Regions from separate parts of the Homo sapiens genome. Here region 2 is linked to region 1. Evidence: chromatin loops called from intact Hi-C (ENCODE). Cell type or tissue: ascending aorta. All regions are shown on one strand.

Region 1 (2,500 bases):
AGTAGGAAAAGGGAGTTGGAATCTCTTCCAAAGCAAAAAAGGAAGGGAGGTGACTTTAAATAATGCTTTAAAACCGGTTAGAAGTACACAATTTCATCCTTTAGTAATATTAGTCATGGCCACGCTCTAAAGGCGGGGTGAAACCTACTTGCCTGGAGGAAAAGGACGGGGTAGAAAAACAAAGCAAAATAAAATCCATCAAACAAAAGTTTCTTCTTTTGGAAAGGGAGGGACTTCAAAATCATGACAGGCCAAATGCCTCCTCCTCTTTCTTGAAAAGCCCTCCAAGTCAGAAGCAAGCCTGAGAATAACAGCTGCTCTTAGGATGCTCAAAGCTCCTTGCAGCTGATTATTTTTCAGGAGGAGAATTAGACACAAATAATACAAGTGGGAAATAAAGAGAATGACCTACTTTACAGGGGGGGTAAAAAGGAGCTCTGTGTGAGCGTTTTGATCTAATTGACGGTGTGGGGTTGCATGCCCAAATAAGGCGCTGCTGGTCGGATCTGCGAGGGAGAGGGCACGTCTCAAACTCGAGGGAGAGGACGAGACAGCGAGAGGAACAGCGTCCGGGGCGACCCCCAGTCCACCGCGGGGGCCTGGCGCGCTTGGGGCAAAGGCCCTAGGAGACCCCTTCTGGCCACAAAATCGAGTATGACAGAAAAGGGCCAGCGGGGGCGCTTTCCTTCCAGGGCCACTTGCCGGAATGTAAGAGGGACGGAGAGACGTCCGGAAAAGGCTGCCACGCTCGGAGCGCTGCGCCAGGCCAGGCACCTAGGCCAGGGGAGCGGAGACCTCGTGGGAGCGGGCAGGGGGACCTTTCCCCTCTCCCGGGCTTCCACCCAGGCGCCTCCCCGCTGTGAACGCCGCCGCCCAGGTGAAGGGGAAACCGGCCACGTTTCCGGACCTCGGCGGGGCACACGGTCTCCGGTTTTCACCGGCTCTGTCTTGGAGCCCCGAAGGGCATCAGACAGCAGCCCCGGCACCCGGGGATTATTCCTGTACCTCTGCCTCCCTCCGCTTGGCGTTTGCGGGAACCTTGGTAAAATCCTCCCTGTTTCTCGCGCGCGCCTCTCTCTCCAGCTTCTTTTTCTTGGATTCTCGCCTGTCTCCTCCCACAGAGGAAAAAAAAAAAAAGGTCACGTATGTTTGGAAAAATATGTAGGTCAGTGGAACATTTCCTGCACTGGTGCAAAAGGAGAGGAGGGCAGCGGAGGAGGGGAGGGAGAGGCAGAGTGGAGCTCCAAGTGCCCGCTCCTGGCCGCAGCCCCACACCCCACGTGCCCCTGCCGGGGAGGGGGGCAATTAGCCGGTTCCTTTCCATCCTTGACCCATTTTCCGGACCAGCTACGTTCGCCTTAGGACAGGCACTGGTTATTCCTCCCCAGCAGTCGCTGCTGTCCTCCGCCGACCACCGCTCGCCCGCATCTTCCCCGACCCCCGCCTCCCACCTGCCCCCGGGCCGCACCCCCGCCGCTCATTGAGAAATCGCAGTGGTCCCCGCAGAGACGCGCTTTGTGCCCTGGGTCGAGACCTGCGCGCAACCCTGCCCCTGGAGGACAGTGTGGAGGGGGTGACAGTCGCGTGCTCGTCCCCCTTCATCCCCTGCGCGGGACAGCAGGGTGGCGGCCCGCACTGCGAGGGTCTACACTAGGCGGGGGCGGCAGATTCCTTGTTCCCCCCGAGTGACAACTTTAATGGGACCTCGGCTGGCAGCCTCTAGTCCACTTGCCTCTCCTCTGGGCCGGCTCACCTGGAAGCACAACCCCCCCCTCCCCCAGCCCCGGCGCCCAACCCCGACCCTGCGCCCCAGGCCCGACCCCGCCGCGCGTCCCTGGCAGCCCAGCAGAGGCTGCGGCGGCCTGGGGACTCGCGGGTGTCTGCGCCGCCCAGGGAAGCCGGGGGTCTAGGGGGCCGGGGGTCCGTCTGCCTGCGGCGCGCGCGGGGTGCTTGTCCCAGGCTGGGTCGGGGCCAGGAGAGACCCCGCAGGCGGAGGCAGGCGAGGGGAGGAGGAGGAGGGTGGGGGTAGGAGGGGGAGGTGGAGAGGGAGGAGGGTGGAGGGAGGAGGCAGGGGAGGAGGCAGAGGCGGAGGCGGCTCTCCCCGCCGGCTCTGCGTGCGGAAGAGTTTGCCGCGCGAGCAGCCGGCCTCTCGCAGGAGCCGAGGGACCCGCGCGGCTGCGGCCCAGGAGCGGCGGCCGCGGAGCCCGGAGACCCGCAGCCGCGGCGGCGGCGGCGGCGGCGGCAGCAGCTAGAGCAGCGCCTCCCGCCGCCGCCCGGGAGGAGCTCGCCGCGCCCGCTCGCCGCCTCGTCTCCCAGCGGCGGCGGGAGGCGCGTCTCCCCGGCCCAGTCCGCGCCCGGCCCCGCGGGGCCGCTCCGGCCCGCTCCGAGGTAAGGGGCCGCGCCTAGGGGCGCGGGGGACCCAGGGTGGGTAGTACGTGCGCGCGGGGTCGCAGGACTCGGTCACCTGCTCGCCAGCGTGGAGGACGCGCGGGGGCGGAGG
Region 2 (2,500 bases), 170 kb after region 1:
AGGTAAAAAGTGGCTTTTGACTTACGCCTTCCCAGCTGGAATATTTTTCTCACTGATCCAGGGCCTGACTGGGAGCCCAATGCTTGCCTGACTCCAATTACTTTAATGGAATTTTTACACTAACAGGAAGGGGGAAATCGAGCCAGAAACTGCTAAAATTGAGGTAGGCGTATGAACATCCCCCTCAGTGCCTGGAGTTTTTCTACTTCCTGCCTTTTCTGAATTTTAAAATAACAGGCAGCAAGGTTATCGCTTTCACTCCTGTTATAACAAAGTATTTTTCCTCCTTGTGACCTATGCCTTTGGTTAACCCCAAAGTACCTATGCCACAGTGCACTGAGGGATGTTCTGAGCCGGCCGGCATGGGAATTGCACCCTCCGGTGCCTTCCTGCCCTGTGTTCATTCCTGAGGCCTTATCTTTGCAGTGGAATTTTCCAGAGATCATGGAAATCCACAGATAGTCGAGACAGAGGATATTTCCTCAAGGAGCCTGCCTTGTTTTTTTGTAAGACTTAAAGAAATATGTTCCAAAATGTGATATTTGTTTTTTTTAAACTAAACTGTGTGATTCAAGTGTGAAGAATAAGCAAGTAGAAATGACTCCAGCCCACCCCCAAAAGTAGAGGGATAGATAAAATAAGAATGACAAAACACTGATGATTGTTGAAGCCTAATGGTGATGCCAAGGTTTCATTATATTACTTGTCTATTTTGTATACTTCTAAAATGTCCTGTAATGACAAGTATTTGTAGAAATAAGCAGATAACACTAATGAAAAATCATCTGTGAGTGTAGGATTGGTTTGTTCTTGAAAATTAGAAGTTGTTGGTTTGTTTTCTCTGATAACTTTTCCCACTTGGAGAACTTTTTTTTTTTTTTATGTTTTCTATAAAGTTGACCTCAGAGCCCTTTTAAGTCACCATCTCCTTAAGCCACAAAATTCTACTTTATTGTTGATAAACAGAAGTACGGCTGTGCCCAGCAGCAAACCAGGAACCAGTCCCCCACCCAGTGGCCTTTATCCCAACCTCAGTGGACTTGTGATGCTTTACTTCATTGCTTCAAAACTTTCGTCGAGGCTATATGTGCCTGTGATGCTTACTATTTTTTTTTTTCAAAAAAACCTTGGGTTATGAGGAAGAAGTCCTGAAGGGCTGTTGGTGTTTGCACCTGGATGGGGTCATGAAAATGGGGCTACCTGGACAAGAGCTGTTGTGCTGAAAGGCCCATCGCCCCCTCCAAGGCTGCCTCTTGCTCTTTTTGAGAGCATGCGCGCCCTCTGCTGGCTGCTCAAAGGAATGCCTAGAAGGACACCTGTAGCAATGGCAAATGACGTGTTCCTCAACTGGTTCATCCATCCATCTATCCATCCTTCCTTCCATCCAGCCATCATCTATCCATCCTTCCATCCGTCCTTCCTTCCTTCCATCCAGCCATCATCTATCCATCCTTCCATCCAGCCATCATCTGTCCATCCTTCCATCCGTCCTTCCATCCAGCCGCCATCTGTCCATCCTTTCTTCTGGCCACCCTCCCTTCTATACATCCTTCTGCCCGTCCTTTCTTCCTTCCATCCATCCTTTAGTCCATCCATCCATCTGACAGACACCCTTTATTTACCAGGCACGTGGTTAAGCACTGTGAGGATACAGAAAGATAAACAGGGCAGGGTTTCTACTGTCAGAGGATATACATCGATGGGACAGAGTAGCACACCTTGCTGTTACAGTCTGTTACATAAATAACACCAGCAGACATAGTTTGCCCTTCTCTGAGTGAAAGCACCATTCATATGTTTATTCATTCATACATGCATTTATTCCATTCATTCATTTATCAAACAGTTTTTATATGCCCAAAGAGGCGAAGGAGGAAAAAGCTCCTTTTTTCATTTTGAATGTTATTATCTGACATTCATTCAGTACTTACTATGTCTCAGGTCATTTATATGCATTAACTTCATTTAGTCCTTAATAAGATATATGCTCTTAATGTCACTATTTTTTTTTAATGTCACTATTTTTTACTAATGAGGAAACTAAGGCTTTGAAAAGTTATTAAAATTGCCGAAGGCCATACTGCTAGTAAATGGTAGGGTGGGAATTTGAGCTAAGATAGGTCTGCTTTAAGGTAAATTATACTGCCTCTCATCAATAAAGGTTGGATTTATTCAAACTCTAATCAAAAGGTAAATTGTGTCCTACCAGAAAAACGCATGGTAATTGGGTTTGACTACTAGGTTTTTGCTGAAGTGATGAAGTATAGGTTGCCCTATGTGCTATAAATGAGTCTTATTTTAATAGGGAGCTGGGATTGCATGAAACATGAATCCTCAAAATGTGTAAAATGATGGATACCCAGAAAATTCTTCTTAATTTCTAAAGTGACAAGGAGTCCTCATTTCAAAACTGCAGGCTTCTCTGTGGTGGGTGGGGCATGAGAGGAGTTTGGGGAGGTCCCGTGGGATGGTAGAAAGATCAGAACCCAGCCCCAGCTCA

The links. Hi-C counts contacts between places; a loop is a spot of excess contacts. Peaks named below come from ENCODE experiments on the same cell type or tissue, not always from the same donor. Only the 100,000 strongest peaks of a DNase experiment are listed, where the experiment ranks them.
Region 2: it touches region 1 in a loop (3-fold over the local background); 54 of 110 quality-filtered maps call a loop at or near these places.

What each region holds. Positions count from the first base shown.
Region 1 is chr2:100,818,027-100,820,526 of GRCh38, forward strand. It overlaps NPAS2 (neuronal PAS domain protein 2), which reads left to right and starts at 2,113. Exons shown (of 21, transcript NM_002518.4): 1 at 2,113-2,388. In ascending aorta, no CTCF peak of the experiment used is centred here; DNase peaks (open chromatin) are centred at 605, 1,145, 1,811, 2,031 and 1 weaker place; H3K4me3 peaks cover 2,344 bases; H3K27ac peaks cover 2,359 bases.
Region 2 is chr2:100,983,761-100,986,260 of GRCh38, forward strand. The region is part of intron 16 of NPAS2 (neuronal PAS domain protein 2); the gene reads left to right. Among named protein-coding and RNA genes, the nearest start is that of NPAS2-AS1, 7.8 kb to the left of the region's middle. RefSeq lists an enhancer at 1-186 and silencers at 1,118-1,313, 1,198-1,337. In ascending aorta, a CTCF peak has its summit at 1,282 (motif pointing left); a DNase peak (open chromatin) is centred at 1,261; H3K27ac peaks cover 1,161 bases.